2 separate regions of the Homo sapiens genome follow, and region 2 is linked to region 1. A link is a loop called in an ENCODE intact Hi-C map of the cell type or tissue named here. Cell type or tissue: MCF 10A. All regions are shown on one strand. Links, peaks and the distances in the headings refer to the core of each region. The heading gives the core; the rest is flanking DNA. Region 1 holds the start of SELENON (selenoprotein N). Region 2 overlaps RSRP1 (arginine and serine rich protein 1).

Region 1 (8,327 bases), core at 1-8,000:
AGTGCCTCCCGGTCCATCTGTGCAAATGTTGCCTCTGAACTGCCCCAGAGCCTCCAGTCCCTCCTGGTCCCTGCTCATCCACTGTCTGGTCCGACTGCCCCCTCCCAGTTTGTCCCCACTCCGCCTTCCGCCTGGCCCTGGCTGCTTGGCCCTGTTCCTCCTGCACCTTCTGTCCTCTCCTGTGTCCCCTCCTCACTGTCCCAGGGCTCCCCAGTAACCCTTTAAGACTCTGCGGGAACCAGCTTCACTGTGTCCAGGTCACCCCTCTGGATAGAGACCCCTCCAGTCTGTCCCAGCCCCACACTGGCCTCCGTTCGCCTTCCCCCCATCAGCCCGGCCCCAGGCACCCCCCACCCGCCTCCCGTGTCCCCTCCTTCCCGTGCTCCCTCCCGTCCAGTCCCCCTCCGCCCTCCGCCTCCCCCGACTCGTCCATGCCCATGTCCCCCCTGCTGCCGAGGCTGGGTCCTTCAGTCCCCGCTCCCGCGCTCCCGCCCCAGCCAGCTCGGGCCCGGACCTGCCGCGCGGCCGCCTGGGCCTCGGCGTGGCGGGCGCAGACCCGGACGGCGGCGGCAGCGGCGGCGGCCAGCAGGGCTCCGAGCAGCGCCAGGGAACGGGCGCGGCGGCGCGGTGGCGCGGGAGGCTGCGCGGCGGGGCCGGGGCTGGGCGGCCCGCGTTGGCCCGGCCGGGCCCGGCCCATGGCTGCGGCTGGCGGCGGCTGCCGGCGGCCCGGGAAGCGAAAGAGCGGGGCGGGGCCGGGGGCGGGGCGGCCGGGGCGGGGAGGGGCGGGGCGGCCGCAGGGGCTGGGCGGGGGGTCGCTGGTTCCCGGCTTCGCAGCCCGGCCAGAGCCCGGGGCGGGGTCAGCTACACCGGAACGCCAAGAGGGGCTGATCGCGTCTATGCGGTCGGGTCCGTAGTCCCGGCCACCCCAGCCTCCCCAGGCCGCTTCCTGCCTCTCCGCGCCCCTTCCCGTGCTTCCGTTCCCAAAGCTAAGCCAGGCCTCTGCGGCCCACTTGCCTGGCCCAGCCCAGAGAGCGATTCCAGACTGGGGACTGGGACAAAGAAGGGGCTGGGGAGAAGCCACACACCCTGTGCTTTCCTGGAGAAGGGGCGTCGGGGGCCTCTGAGGCCTCGTGTCCTCCTCTGCTGGCAGCCGGGCACGAGGCCAGAGACTGCTGAGGGGCATCCGTCCATCCTTATCCCACCAGTTTTCTAAAAGTTCCTCTGTCATCTAGAGCAAGACAAATTAAAAAGAAAGCCCAGCCCCTGTTCCCCTCATGTGCAGTTGGGGGGCCACCTCCGCAGATGCATGGGTTATGGGGATTGGCCTTGTTCCAGGCACAGCAGGTGCAGCTCTGAACCTGCACTTCCCTGGGCCCAAATTTCCTCATCTCCACCAAGGAGTTAAAAGAGCCCCCCAACCCCCACCCTCCGGGCTCTGGTCTGGTGAGGGGAAGGCGAGGCTCCAGCCCCTCAGCAGCTGGAGCTACCAGAGGCCCTGGCTTTTCTGGAGAACAGCATGCGGCATGCTTGGAGGAGGGCCTTGGAAATAGGGGTGGGTGGTGTTGAGGACATATTTTCATGCCTGTCAATCCCCAGGACCTTGGTTCCTTGGGGCTCTCTTCCATTCTTTCAAAGCCCCCAGTTACCATGGGGTGGCTCTAGATGTCTCTACCTGCATTTTCTCAGGCGAGGGTGGCAGCTGCAGAAGCCTCTAGACAAGAATTCTGAGCCCAGAGGTGAGCAGTGCCTGCCTTTGCAGAGCCCCACCAACCCCCCCAGCGCAGGGGCACCTGTCAGGCCTGAGGGATCCAAAGGATGCTGAGCTCTGCCCATGTGCTGGACTTCAGGTGGGGTGATTTACACATTCTCTCACTCTGTTCTCAAGCCACCTTGTGAGGTAGAGACTGCTTCCCTGGTTTTCAAATGAAGAAGCCTGACCTCTGGCACCCAGGTCTATGGGTCCAAATCTCCTGCCATCCTGCCTCCCAGGCTTCCCACGGGATGACCCGGTCGACTGAGTTGGGGGTGGGGTCCTGCCTCCACTGCCCATCCTGTTCTTCTTTGGTGGCCAGCCATGGCAGCACCAGGTGAGGCCTTCCCAGAGCCCACACAGGGCGTGGCACATCGTGGGCACTCCTCAGTGTCTGTCAGATGAATGACTCCCAGGGACCTTCCAGAGTTGTGGGCCCACCCAACCCTTGCCCTGTGCTCTGGCCCCAGTGTCCTTAGAGGGACCCACTGAGAGCCTGACATCTGGCGTTGGCTTCTGAAGGCTTCCAACTGTGCCACTTTCAACTCATTATTGCTACTGTTTGGGGACACCCTGTGTACGATACATGATACTAGAAAACCAAATTCTATTCTATTGGAAGCAAAACTAGTAGAGCACAAAGCAGGTTAGGAGGGGAAGATTGATGAGCTAAGGCTTCTGGAAAATAAACAAAGGAAGTTTTCTTTCCCAGATAACTTTTATTTATTACACTTGCTTTTTCTTAAAGATACAGATACCCCACTGGTCTCTGCTGCCCAGTGCTGAAGAAATGGGTTTCTGGGGCTTGCGGGACTTGGGGGATGATTCTAGAAGCTCGGGAAGGCGCACAGTGGGGGTGGGTTAATGACAATCAGGTCAGATCAGTGTGCCTCTGTGAAAAGGATCAATCTTGGGCCCAGCTCTGGGAGATGTCAGCTCTGGGAGGTGTCAGCTCTGGGACTGGCAGTGGAGCAGGGCTGGTTTCCCACTGGAGGGCGCCCTTCCCAGAAGGGCTTGTCCCAAACCAAGATCCCCGGCAGGGCAAGGCCGTGAGAGATAGGGCCTAGTGGGTGGTTCTGGCTGGGGCAGCCCTGCAGGATCTCTTTGGCACCTTGCTATTGCCTCCCAGTGGGCAAGGGTGACACTTGGGAACTGGCAGCCAATGGGAACCACAGCAAGGTGAGTGACGCACTGGCCACGTCCATGAGGGTCTCGGAGGTTAGTGGGCACTCGCTCATTCATCCTTCCAACACATGTATTGAAGGGCTACTATGCCGTGTCCTGGCGATTGGGTGTCCATCAGAAAACAAAACAGTCTCTGCTCTTCCAGATGAGTCAATGGATACTGCAACCCTCCTCTCGAGGGGTAAGTGCTCTGAGAGGGGTGTGCACAGAGGAGGGTCCCCCTGACTATCAGGAGGGCTCAGAAGAGGCTTCCCAGAGCAGAGGTCTGGCCAGACCTTGACTTCAGGAGCTCACCAGGCATAGCACCCAGGAAGATCATTCCAGAGGGTGGGAACAGCAGAGGTGAAGGCCCAGTGATGTGAAACTCGATGGAGTATCCGTAGCGTCTCGAGAATATAGTCCAGTGGATTTGAGCAGAGGGACCCGGGGGGGAAGTGTGAAGAGGGAGGAGGAGGAGGCAGGAAGGTTGGGCTGGCACGCTGGCCAGCTTGTGAAAAGCCTGGACTTTACCACTGAGACAATGTGGAGGCATCAGAAGAGAGGGACATTCAGCCACTGCAGCACCCTTCAGACTCCCTACTGGGTCCCAGCTTCTGCCTGGGGGCACCCACACCCACCTCCCTGCGCAGAGGGTGTTGGTGTAAGCACTCCAGGCCACTCCATCCACCCATGAGAAGAGGAGGGAGCCTGACCTGCCTGCAGCCACATTTAAGTAGGGGCAGGGTCACTGCCTCGAATCCTGGTGTCTCTCTCTCTCTCCTACACACACACACACCCCTGATGTGTGTGTGTCTCTCTCTCTTTCTCTCTCCTACACACACACACACACGCGCGCACACACACGCGCGCACACACACACGCACACGCGCGCGCGCGCACACACACACACACACACATCCCTGCCTGCCTCCTAGTAGCATCCTCTCTTCTGCTTCCTGTCTCTTTGGGGTAAACTCACCAGGAAAGGCCTTCTTCCCGCAGGGGGCGCTGCTGCCCTCCAGGGAATCAAATCAAATTAGGATTTTCCATTCCAGTTTCACCGGCGACAGTGAGCCAGGAAGAGGGCCATTTGGCTTTGTTTTTTGTGTTTCTTCTCTTCATCTGGGACCCTAGAGAGGCAAGTGATTTTCCCCAAACCCAACCCTAACATCTTGGCAGCCAATAATAGGACCAACATTTGAGAACAAAGGATCACTTGGGGGAAACAGGTGCCACTGCAGGAGTTGCTTAAGCATGCCCGGACCACGTGGGCCTCTCCGCAAACTAAATACCTGCTGTGTGCCAGGGACTGTTCTCAGCCCTGGGAACACAGTATTATAGAAGACGGGCAAGGCACTTCCTCTGTGGGGGCTGAATATTCTACTCGGAGGAAGGAAATGACAGACACACAAGGTAATTTCAGAGAAAGGTAAGTGTGAAGGAGTGAGACAGGGCACTGTGGCACAGTGCCACAGGCAGGCATCAGCACCGTAGCTGGGAGGTGACACATACACTGCGCCTGGAACGGGAAGAAGCAGCCAGCTATGAGAAGAATCGAGGAAGGAGCGTCCCAGGCACGGAGAAGAGGGGAGAGCCGGTGCAAAGGCCTGGGGTGGAAACAAGCTTGGTATGTCCAGGAGACACACAGAAGGCAGAGTGAGTTATGGGAAGAGAAAAGCTTGGTGACAGAGGCTGGGACAGGACGTCGGAATCTTGCAGGCCTCGGCAACAAACTTCATTCAATTTATTTATTGAGACAGGGTCTCACTCTGTCCCCCAGGCTGCAGTGCAGTGGCACGATCTCAGTTCACTGCAACGTTGAACTCCTGGGCTCAAAGCATCCTTCCACCCCAGACTATCAAGTAGCTGGGACCACAGGTGTGAGTCACGGCACTTGGTCAAACTTCATTCTAGATATGATGTGAAACCATTATAAGGTGTTAAGCAGGGTGGTGACAATGTGTGACTTGGTTTTTTGTTAGTTTGTTTGTTTTTGAGATGGAATCTTGCTCTTGTCGCTCAGGCTGGAGTGTAGTGGCGCGATCTAGGCTCACTGAAACCTCCGCCTCCCGGATTCAAGCAATTCTCCTGCCTCAGCCTCCAGAGTAGCTGGGATTACAGGTGCCGGCCACCGAGCCTGGCTACTTTTTGTATTTTTAGTAGAGACAGGGTTTCACCATATTGGCCAAGCTGGGCTCAAACTCCTGACCTCAAGTGATCCGCCTACCTCGGCCTCCCAAAGTGCTGGGATTACAGGAGTGAGCCACCGCACTCGGCTGGTGACTTGTTTTTTAAAAGACCTTTCTCATAGCCCAGATGCAGAAACAACCCAAATTTCCAGCAATGAATGGATAAACAATGCGGTGTATCCATTTGATAAGTATTAGTGGGCAATAATAAACCTTAGCAACTTTAAGCTGGGTGGAAAAAGCCAAACACAAAGACCACGGCTTGTGTGATTCATTCAGTGAAATGTCCAGAATCCACAGATCCAGAGAGACAGAAACTAAATTAGCAGTTGCCTGGGGCTATAGTGGGAGACCGGGAGGAGGGGGCTGGGGAGTAACTGCTAATGGGTACAAAGTTTCTTCTGGGGTGATAAAATGTTCTAAAATTAGATTATAATGATGCTTGCACAATTCTGTGATATACTAAAAAAACATGAATTGTCCATCTTTGAAGTGGGTGGATTTTATGGCATGTAAATGATATCCCAGTAAAGCCTCTTGGTTTTGATGTTTGTTTAAAGATCTTTCTGGTTTCTGGGTAGAGAATAGAGTTAGGGGATGGACAGAGGAAGGAGGGAGACAGGAGGCTAATGCAGTCGCCCAGACATAAGATGGCAGGGATTGGGCAGGCGTGGACAAGATATATGAGTGTAGCAGAGCCACAGACAGGATTTGCGGATGGGTCAGAAGTGGACGGCAAGAGGAAAGACCAGCATCAGCCATGGGTTGAGCTTGGGTAGCTGGTGGCACCATCCTGAGATGAGGCACCCTGGAGGGACCCCGGCTGGGGAGAAGGCTTGGTCCAGTCTGCCAGGTTAAGATGCCTGAGAGCTGGCTGGGCGTGGTGGCTCACGCCTATAATCCCAGCACTTTGGGATGCTGGGGTGGGCGGATCATGAGGTCAGGAGGTCGAGACCATCCTGGCCAACATGGTGAAACCCCATCTTTACTAAAAATACAAAAAATTAGCTGGGCGTGGTGGCGCACGCCTGTAGTCCCAGCTACTCGGGAGGCTGAGGCAGGAGAATCGCTTGAACCTGGAAGGCTGAGGTTGCAGTGAGCCAAGATCACACCACTGCACTCCAGCCTGGTGATAGAGGGAGACTCCAGCTCAAAAAAAAAAAAAAAGATGCCTGAGAGTCACCCTCACGGAGGTGTCAAGGAGGCAGTTGTGTGTGTATGACTATGGGGCTATGAACGGTAGGGAAGGGGGGCGTGGATTATAAATCTGGGAGTTGCCAGTCTAAAAATGGCACTTAAAGCCACAAGATTCAATGAGATCATTGAAGAGAGAGAAGAGAAGCCGCCTTTGGCCTATGTGGCCACAGATGCCGCCGTGTCTTGGAATGTTGAGTGGCTTTGGCTGGATTTACAGGCATGGAGCTGTGGCTGTGATTAGCCAAAAAATAGATTAACGTTAGAGGTCATGACAGGCTTGGCTTGGCTCTCGTACTGTCCAGGCTGGGAGAGAGATTTGTTTCCCGGGGTCAGTAAATGCCCCCGGGACTTTGCCAGATGGACAGATTTAGTCTCAGCATCACGAGTGCAGAGGTCCTGGTTACCCAGCCTGGCTGCCCACTAGTCACCTGGGGCCTTTGAAGGAGACCAATGCTTGGGGCCAACCCCCAGTTGGTTGGGGGAAAGAGGGACATTTTTACCAGCTCTCCAGTGATTTTGAGGGAGAAAATGTAAAGACGGCCAAGTTCCACACACAAGCCACAAAAAAGAGTTTGACATTCGGGGCCTTTCCAACGGTGAGTGTCAGGCACAGGCAGATGGTACCGGATGATCTGGCCTGAATTCTGTTCCACTTGTCTTGTGTGTTTTGAACTGGGTCCAGGGCCAAGGAGGGAACCGTGCTGGGGGGTCAGCCACCCTGGTCTGCTCAGGACTGACACTGATGGAGCACCGAGGATGTGGGATATTCGGTCCTACAAGCAAGAAAGCCCTAACTGGGATGAGCTAGTCACCCAAACAAGGGAGAGGCATAGCTCAGCTTGCATCTGAGAGGCTTTATTTCATCATCTCTGATCTTGGTTGTGCACTTCAGAGGTTTTTTTTTTTTTTACCACAAATGGGTACAAGAGGGCTTCATAATGACCAGACAAGAAAGTGTGAGCATCCTTATTAGACAGGAGCTAAGTGGTTATAAGTTGTATCATATAAATTAAGACAGAAAATGCAGAGGATTTTTTTTTTTTTTTGAGACAAGGTCTCACTGTCACCCTGGCTGGAGTACAGTGGTGCAACTTCAGCTCACTGCAATCTCTGCCTCCCAGGCTCAACTGATCCTCTTACCTCTGCCTCCTGGGCTCAAGAGAGCCTCCCACCTCAGCCTCCCGAGTAGCTGGGATTACAGGCGCCTGCCACCACACCCGGCTAATTTTTGTATGTTTAGTAGAGATGGGGTTTCACCATGTTGGCCAGGCTGGTCTCTAACTCCTGACCTCAGGTGATCCGCCCACCTCGGCCTCCGAAAGTGCTGGGATTATGGTTGTGAGCCACTATACCCAGCCTATTTTATTTTGAGATGGGGTCTCACTCTGTTGCCCTGGCTGCAGTGCTATGGCATGATCATAGCTCACTGCAGCCTTGAACTCCTGGCCTCAAGCCAGCCTCCCGCCTTGACCTCCCAAAGTGCTGGGATTACAGGTGTGAGCCACTATACCCAGCCTCAGTGGAATGTTTATAATGCAAAAAACCATGAAAAGAATGAAATGTCTGTGCCTGAAATTAGGTGATGGTGAAAGAGGTCCACATAGGGTTTGCTCTGGGGATGGCAGGTATTGACTAGAAGCAGCACATGCAAGCCTTCTGGGTGCTGGAATAGTCTTGATCTTGACTGGGGAGGTGGTCATATGAGCGTGCATATAGGTCAACATTCCTTGAGCTGGTCATTTAAGAATAGTGCGTTTTAGGCTGGGTGCAATGGCTCACGCCTGTAATCCCGACACTTTGGGAGGCTGAGGCGGGTGGATCACCTGAGGTCAGGAGTTCAAGAACAACCTGGCTAACATGGTGAAACCCCGTTTCTACCAAAAATACAAAAATTAGCCGGGTGTGGTCCTGTAGTCCCAGCTACTCGGGAGGCTGAAGCATGAGAATCGCTTAAACCTGGGAGGCGGAATTTGCAGTGAGCTGAGATTGCGCCATTGCACGCCAGCCTGGGCGACAGAGTGACATCG
Region 2 (8,327 bases), core at 214-8,213, 560 kb after region 1:
AAGTAATGGTGCAAAGCCTGAAGTAAGTATTCTAGGTTTGTCGGAACAAAACTTTCAGAAAGCCAACTGTCAAATCTGATTAGCCACTTATATCTTAGACTATACTTTTTGGGAAGTCTAGAGATGTATATAATGTGCTAAATTCAAAGTAGCAAATCTGAAGATAGGCAATGTCAAACCCATGAAAATGGGAGATTAATGAGCTTTATTTGGCCGTGCATGGTGCCTCATGCCTGTAATGAGGCAGATGGCTTGAGTCCAGGAGTTCAAGACTAGCCTGGGCAATGTGGCAAAACCGCGTGTTTACAAAAAATACAAAAATTAGCCAGGCATGGTGGTGCATGCCTGTAGTCCCAGCTGTTTGGGAGGCTGAGGCAGGAGGATCTTTGAGCCTAGGATGCTAAGGTTGCAGTGAGCCAAGATGGCACCATTGCACTCTAGCCTGGGCAGCAGAGCGAGACCCTGTCTCAAAAAATACATTTATTTTTTTCATTTTCAGTTAACAGTGTACTCTTATAACACCGTTATTAGCTGGTACTTTGGTGATTTCTATTACTAGTTTTTCTAAGCTATTTACAGAGTGTTTGTAGCTTTCATTTGCAGCATTATGTTCCCACAAATTCTGTACTCAGCATATACAGTATAGTTTATCTGCTCTATTTCTGTCTTATAGAAATCATGAATGTGGTCTGCAGACATTGATGAAGAAAATCTGTTGGTAATTGATACATGGGCTAAAGCATCAGAGGTTTAATTTGAAGTTTATGTTCACACACTGAAAACTTAGTTTTTTTGTTGGTAGATCCATGTGCATGCTAGAATTTGGGACAGGCACTATTTGCATAAAGTATTAAAGTCAATTTTTAAACTAAGCAAAGGTACACGTTGTAACGGTGGGGCATCTGTGAAAAAGATGTCCCTTTCATAATATATGCAATATATTCCAGATGTTTTGAGAGATTACAGAAGAGGAGGCCTGCTTCACTTGCAGATAAGTTTATTATAATTCTCCAGAAATGTGCAGGATGTGCATTAGCAAATTGCACTGTACTTTTCACTCCAGCCTGGGTGACAGAGCAAGACTCCCGTCTCGGGGGCTTAAAAAAAAAAAATGCTGTATCTAAATGAATCTGTGTAATTGGGCCCAGATGTGGGTTTGCTCAGTATTAGTAGACAAGGTCTTTGTTCAGACGATTAGGTGCCTAACTGGCAAATGCCTTAGTTTCTTAAAACGTATTTTCTGATGTGGCTTTACATTTCAAAAGTGAACTTGATTCAACCTGAGAAAACTGATTAAAAAATTAGTTTAAATTTGCCAGCAGGGAAGTAAAATAATTATGGGAAGAGTGTCTTAAGCCTAATATTAAATCAGTTTTGTTAAGGGGAAAACTCAATAGTTCTGTTACTTAGGCTGTTAGATCCAAGTTGATTTTTGTGTCTACAGCTAAATTTTGTTTACAATTAGGCTATTTTTTAATATAGGATTTAGAAACCAAGGGTATGTGTTTTAAAATTACACTTTTTCTTAACCTGTCTAGCTGTCGGAAAAGGTAACAGAAGATGGAACTCGAAATCCCAATGAAAAACCTACCCAGCAAAGAAGCATAGCTTTTAGCTCTAATGTAAGTATATCCAGGCATTGAACACTCAAAAATTGGATTTAGGATGTATTTTTGCATCTTTGTGTTTTTATCTTTGTGGTGATAGTTGGGGGCCTACTGACACACTTTTTAAATAGAATTAAAATCATTTGTTTTTGAGCCACTTTTATAAGTGGCCATTATAATGGGTTTGTAATATATATAACATTCACGTTAGTTCCGATATTTTGCCATTCTTTTAAGTGTCCCCCCTTTTTTATTGAAATATTTTAAAGGGAAATCTTTAGAATACTCCTTAATCACAATGTTTTAAAATAAGAGTTTCAAAAACGAAGCCTCAAAATCATTATACCTTGTGTATCTTGTGTATGTCCAGTGTCTCCCTGCTGCCCCAGTATCTTCACTTCACTTTTTGAATCAAGCTACAATTAAGGTTCACACTATGTGTTTGGTTGATAATCCTTTTTTTTTTGTTTTGAGACAGAGTCTTGCTCTGTTGCCCAGGCTGGAGTGTAGTGGTGCAATCTTGGCTCACTGCAGCTTCTGCCTGCCTCCTGGGTTCAAGCGATTCTCCTGCCTCAGCCTCCCGAGTAGCTGAGACTACTGGCGCATGCCACCACGCCCGGCTAATTTTTGTATTTTTAGGAGACAGGGTTTCACCATGTTGGCCAGGATGGTCTACATCTGACCTCGTGATCCGCCCGTGTCAGCCTTCCAAAGTGCTGGGATTACAGGCGTGAGCCACCGCGCCCAGCAATTGATAATATCTCTAAGGCTCATACATGGGATTATTTAATGTACTTTTTTTTGTGAAAAAAGTGTACAATGTATGTTTGGGAAGCTGACTGAATTTGTTCTTTTACAGAATTCTGTAGCAAAGCCAATACAAAAATCAGCTAAAGCTGCCACAGAAGAGGCATCTTCAAGATCACCAAAAATAGATCAGAAAAAAAGTCCATATGGACTGTGGATACCTATCTAAAAGAAGAAAACTGATGGCTAAGTTTGCATGAAAACTGCACTTTATTGCAAGTTAGTGTTTCTAGCATTATCCCATCCCTTTGAGCCATTCAGGGGTACTTGTGCATTTAAAAACCAACACAAAAAGATGTAAATACTTAACACTCAAATATTAACATTTTAGGTTTCTCTTGCAGATATGAGAGATAGCACAGATGGACCAAAGGTTATGCACAGGTGGGAGTCTTTTGTATATAGTTGTAAATATTGTCTTGGTTATGTAAAAATGAAATTTTTTAGACACAGTAATTGAACTGTATTCCTGTTTTGTATATTTAATAAATTTCTTGTTTTCATTCTTAGTCTTTATTGTATATATATAACCTAATGGATCTTTATTTAATGTAGAGATATAAGGTGGTGTGTGTTGATTAAAGCCCTGTTAATCCCAAGTCCAAGGCTGACTGGCCCTACCTGAGATTTTGAGAAATGCTGAATCTCAAGTCCCTACCCTAGACCTGCTGAATTAGAAACTGAATTTTAACAATATTCCCAACTGAGGTCAATACTTCAACTTGAAAAATTGCCCTAAAAAATTTATGGAATACTGGGCTTCAAGGCAAGAAACTAAGCCAGAAAGAGGAGGAATAGAATGCCTCATTAAGCTGTAAAATCTGAGGTATAGTTAAAATTATTATGCTTTTAAAAAAGCATTCTAAGTAAACTTTTTTTTTGAGATGGAGTGCAGTGGTGCGATCTGGGCTCACTGCAAGCTCCACCTCCTGGGTTCACGCCATTCTCCTGCCTCAGCCTCCCGAGTAGCTGGGACTACAGGCGCCTGCCACCATGCCTGGCTAATTTTTTTGTATTTTTAGTAGAGATGGGGTTTCACCGTGTTAGGATGGTCTCGATCTCCTGACCTTGTGATCCACCCGCCTTGGCCTCCCAAAGAGCTGGGATTACACGTGTGAGCCACTGCACCCGGCCAAAGTATTCTAAATAAACTCTTAATTTGAAATGTATTGGTGCTACTGTAACTGGGAATGATTTTTTTTTGGAGACCGAGTCTCTCTCTGTCACCCAGGCTGGAGTGCAGTGGCACAGTCTCCACTCACTGCAACTTCCACCTCCCGGGTTCAAGCGATTCTCCTGCCTCAGCCTCCTGAGTAGCTGGGACTACAGGCATGTGCCCCCATACCCAGCTAGTTTTTGTATTTTTAGTAGAGACGGGGTTTTGCCATCTTGGCCTGGCTGGTCTAGAACTCCTGACCTCGGGTGATCCACCCTGCTCAGCCTCCCGAAGTGCTGGGATTACAGGTGTGAGCCACTGCACCCGGCTGGGAAGAATATGAAGCACGTTTTTTTTTTTTTTTTTTTTTTTGAGACGGAGTTTTGCTCTTGTTGCCCAGGCTGCAGTGCAATGGCACAATCCTGGCTCATCGCAACCTCCACCTCCTGGGTTCAAGCGATTATCCTGCCTCAGCCTCCCAAGTAGCTGGGATTACAGGCTTGTATTTTTAGTAGAGATGGGGTTTGTCCATGTTGGTCAGGCTGGTCTGGAACTCCTGACTTCAGGGGATTCACCAGCCTCGGCCTCCGAAAGTGCTGGGATTACAGGCGTGAGCCACTGCGCCTGACCGTTAAGCACATAAAATTTTAAGTGGGTATTACACTTTATGAACTGGAGAATCTTGACAGCTGGTCTAAGTAAGACTGATTTTTATAGACACTTTATTTTTTAGAGAAGGGGTTTCTTGCTCCATCACCCAGGCTGTAGTGCACAGTCACAGCTTGCTGCAACCTTGAACTCCAGGGCTCAGGGAATCCTGCCACAGCCTCTACCATACAGGCTTATGCCATCGCACCTGGCTAATTTTTTGGGGGTAAAGATGAGTGGGATTTCTGTTACCCTAGGCTGGTCTTCAAGCAGTCCTCCTGCTTCGGCGCCCCCAAAGTGTAGGCATTACAGGCGTGAGCCACTGTGCCTGGCCTAAAATAATAGTTTCACCAAATGTTTTAACTTTCTTACAAGGATATTTGGTTTTTGAAGGATGGCATTTTACAGAATGTTATTAAAGATCAGTGTCTATCTCCATGGTTTTGTTCCCATAAATGCACCTGGGCTATGCAATAGAGCGTGGAACAGGAAAGCACCTGTAATTGTGACCACTTCTGGGGAAGAAGAGGGACTAGGGTGAATTTCCTGTAGTCATTGTCACCTTCCTTTCACTACCTACATAGCTTGCAAGAAAAATTAGCACCCTACCTCTGAAGCTCCCAAGGTCAACTCTAGGCTTCACATTAAACACAAACAGAAGACAACCCAAGTGAATAATATACAGATAAACGTGGAAATATACACATTAGAACATTTCTTTACAAACTACAAACGCGCACGGACCTGGCCAGGCGGCAGGTCTGAGCTGGTGTCCGAGACTATGCATCCGTTTCCGGCGCAGCGCACGGGATCTGCGCAGTCTCCGTTCGCGCTTCTGGGCTCCGTAAGGAGAAGCGTCTTCAGACGGGGTGGCTTGGCTTCCGAGGCCCTCTGCTGGCGACCCAGTCCCAGTGTCTGCGTCTCCCTCTCCCCTGGCATCGTCTCCTCCTCTAGGACAGACGTAGCCACAAACGTCCCTACCTCGATACCCCCAGGGAAGGGCCTGCCACCCATCTTGTCAGCCACAGTCTCCGCCCTCCCCTGGCAACGCTTCCCTCCACTTCCGGTAACAATTAACTGGAACCCCGGGCCTCACTTTTCCGGACGTAACCCGGCCCTTCCTGGGGGACCCAGGCAATCCCCACCCCTGGCAGTCCTGGGCTGCGTCCGACTGGGCTAGGCCTGTGCGCAGGCGCATTGGGTGGAGAAACCCGGACCTGTGCTGGAGACGCGAGGACGAAGTGAGCTATGATCTCAGCCTCTCAGCCTGGGTGACAGTGAGACCTATCTCAAAAACAAAACTCTGAAGGCAGACTATCCCTCTCCTTCCTCAGATTTCCTTAAATGCCTTTCTTTAGGGAAGCCAGCTCACCACTTTAAAAGTCAGTTTCCTCTGTTACAGCTCTTCATACATTTTTACATTTTCTTCTTTGCAGCACTTACATACATGTAATTACATAAGTGTGGAGTTGCTTGTTTAATGTAGTTAATTTGGGGTTTTTTTGAACCCCAAATTTTGAACGGATCTCGCTCTATCGCCCAGGTTGGAGTGCAGTGGCGCGATCTCAGCTCACGGCAACCTCTGCCGCTTGGGTTCAAGTGATTCTCCTGTCTCAGCCTCCCGAGCAGCTAGAATTACAGGCGCCCGCCACCACGCCCGGCTAAATTTTGTATTTTTAGTAGAGACGGGGTTTCACCATGTTGGTCAGGCTGGCCTGGAATTCCTGACCTCAAGTGATCCGCCCACCTAGGCCTTACAAAGTGCTGGGATTACAGGCATAAGCCACTGAGCCCGGCCTAATGTAGTTAATTTAAATGAGACATTTCTTAACCTCTATTAAAATAGCAAATATTTGGCCAGGCACTGTGGCTTACTCCTGTAATCCCAGCACTTTGGGAGGCTGAGGTGGGAGGATTACCTGAGCCCAGGAGTTCAAGACCAGCCTGGGCAACAGAGCAAGACCCCGTCCCCTACCTCTGACCCTGCCAGCCCCTCAAAATTGAAGTATTAGCCGGACATAGTTGCAGGTGCCTGTAGTCGCAGCTACTCGGGAGGCTGAGATGGGAGTATCCTCTAGGAGGCAGAGGTTGCAGTGAGCCAAGATTGTGCCACTGCCCTCCAGCCTAGCCAACAGAGCAAGACCTTGTCTCAAAAAAAAAAAAAAAAAAAAAAAAAAAAGCAAATATAGCAGAGTAACAGGAATTTTCTCTATGTTATAGATGATTTGATAGAGCAATATTACAGGTATTTACATTCTTTAAGAATACAAAAATGTCAATTATAAACCAGGCATGGTGGCTCATGCCTGTAATCCCAACTACTCAGAGGAAGAGTCTGAGGATGGAGGATCACTTGAGGCTGGGATTTCAAAACCAGCCTAAATAACATAATGAGACCCTGTCTTTTAAAAATAAAGTCAATTATAAAATTATTTTCAGTAAGATCACTTATCAGAATTACAGGTTTTGAAAGTTATGTTACTAGGCTTACATATGCTAAGTAATTAAGGAGAGCTTAATAAAGGGACTGTTTACAAAGTTGTAGACTGGGTAAGAAAAACCAACCAGAGTGAAGCATACCAGCGCTATCAACAGGGGGATCCCTCACTACTACTACCCCAAAAGAGGCAAAAGAAGGGAGCAGCAATGGGAATCCAGAAAGTATAGGGTTAGGCCGGGCGCGGTGGCTCACGCCTGTAATCTCAACACTTTAGGAGACCGAGGCGGGTGGATCACCTGAGGTCAGGTGTTTGAGACCAGCCTGATCAACAAGGTGAAACTGTCTCTACTAAAAATACAAAAATGAGCCGGGCATGTTGGCAGGTGCCTGTAGTCCCAGCTACTCGGGAGGCTGAGACAGGAGGGATAGAAGATAGTCTTCAGACATAAGCGGTGACTACGGAAATATACCAAATCCGTAATCCAGCCAGGGAATAAATACCTTGACCTCATTTCTTCCAAACCTCTGATCTTATGTAGGTACTGTGCATTGGCAGGACCCAAGAAGGTAGAGGGCAAGAGAGTTTACTGATGCAGTTCATTCAGGCTAGCACTCAGGGACACAGAACATGGAGACCAATGGAGAGTAGTTCTAACAGGGCAGACAGAAAATATGTAGCACAAATTCTTTTTCAACAGGACATGGCAACAATTTAAAAAATTGGAGTCTTATAAGAAGTCTGTTCAAATTATATTTATACATATTTATTAACAAAGAACAGAACAAGTGATGTGTCTAATTGAATTTTTCTAGATGCTGGAAGATCTTCCATTCTATGTGCTAGTCTTACAATGTAACATTGGCACTCCTTCTATCTAGAAGTAGAGTCTGTATCCCTAATCCTTGAATCTGTGACTATGGAGGGAGTGACACTGTGAATTCTGAGACTAAGTCATAAAAAGTGAAACAGATTCCACCTAGTTCTCTTGGGATACTTGTTCTTAAAACCCAGCCCCCATGCTTTGAGGAAGTCCAGGCCAATGGAGAGGCCAGGTGTGGGCGTTCAGGCCTACAGCCAACATCAACCACAAGACTTCTGAGTGAGGAAACCTTTACAATGATTCCAGCCCCAGCCCCTAATCTGACTGCAACTGCATGAGAGACCCTGTGTGAGAACCACACCAATTCTCAGACCTATGAGAGATAATAATAAAATAATATTTGTGCTAAGGTACCAAGTTTTGGGATGATTTGTTATGCCACAATAGAGAAATGATACAGTTCATAACAGTTTTTTTTTTGTTTGTTTGTTTTATTTTGAGCCGGACTCTTGCTGTGTCGCCCAGGCTGGAGTGCAGTGGCGCCATCTGAGCTCACTGCAACCTCCGCCTTCTGGATTCAAGTGATTCTCCTGCCTCACCCTCCCGAGTAGCTGGGACTACAGGCGCACGCAGTCACGCCTGGCTAATTTTTTGTATTTTTAGTAGAGACGGGGTTTCACTGTGTTGACCAGGCTGGTGTGAAACTCCTGAGCTCAGGCAAATCACCCACCTCGGCCTCCCAAAGTGCTGGGATTACAGGCGTGAGCCACTGTAGCCAGCCCAGTTTTTAAAAATCACACAAATTATCATATTGCACAGAAAAGCAATGTTGAAAATCCTGTGAATAC

The links. Peaks named below come from ENCODE experiments on the same cell type or tissue, not always from the same donor. Only the 100,000 strongest peaks of a DNase experiment are listed, where the experiment ranks them.
Region 2: it touches region 1 in a loop (8-fold over the local background); 15 of 110 quality-filtered maps call a loop at or near these places.

The regions. Positions count from the first base shown.
Region 1 is chr1:25,792,601-25,800,927 of GRCh38, reverse strand. It overlaps SELENON (selenoprotein N), which reads right to left and starts at 735. Exons shown (of 12, transcript NM_206926.2): 1 at 515-735. The coding sequence starts at 697. RefSeq lists a silencer at 871-1,010 and an enhancer at 820-1,541. In MCF 10A, for the core only: CTCF peaks have their summits at 2,717 (motif pointing right) and 3,931 (motif pointing right); DNase peaks (open chromatin) are centred at 2,737 and 3,917.
Region 2 is chr1:25,236,845-25,245,171 of GRCh38, reverse strand. RSRP1 (arginine and serine rich protein 1) reads left to right here. Exons shown (of 5, transcript NM_020317.5): 3 at 1-22; 4 at 1,539-1,622; 5 at 2,467-2,923. The coding sequence ends at 2,583. It overlaps LOC124903881 (a long non-coding RNA gene), which reads right to left. Exons shown (of 2, transcript XR_007065555.1): 2 at 4,899-5,168. Among named protein-coding and RNA genes, the nearest start is that of RSRP1, 6.4 kb to the left of the region's middle. RefSeq lists enhancers at 4,796-4,995, 5,066-5,115, 5,136-5,265, 4,807-5,592, 5,593-6,379 and a silencer at 5,486-5,535. In MCF 10A, for the core only: a CTCF peak has its summit at 5,139 (motif pointing left); DNase peaks (open chromatin) are centred at 5,181 and 7,711.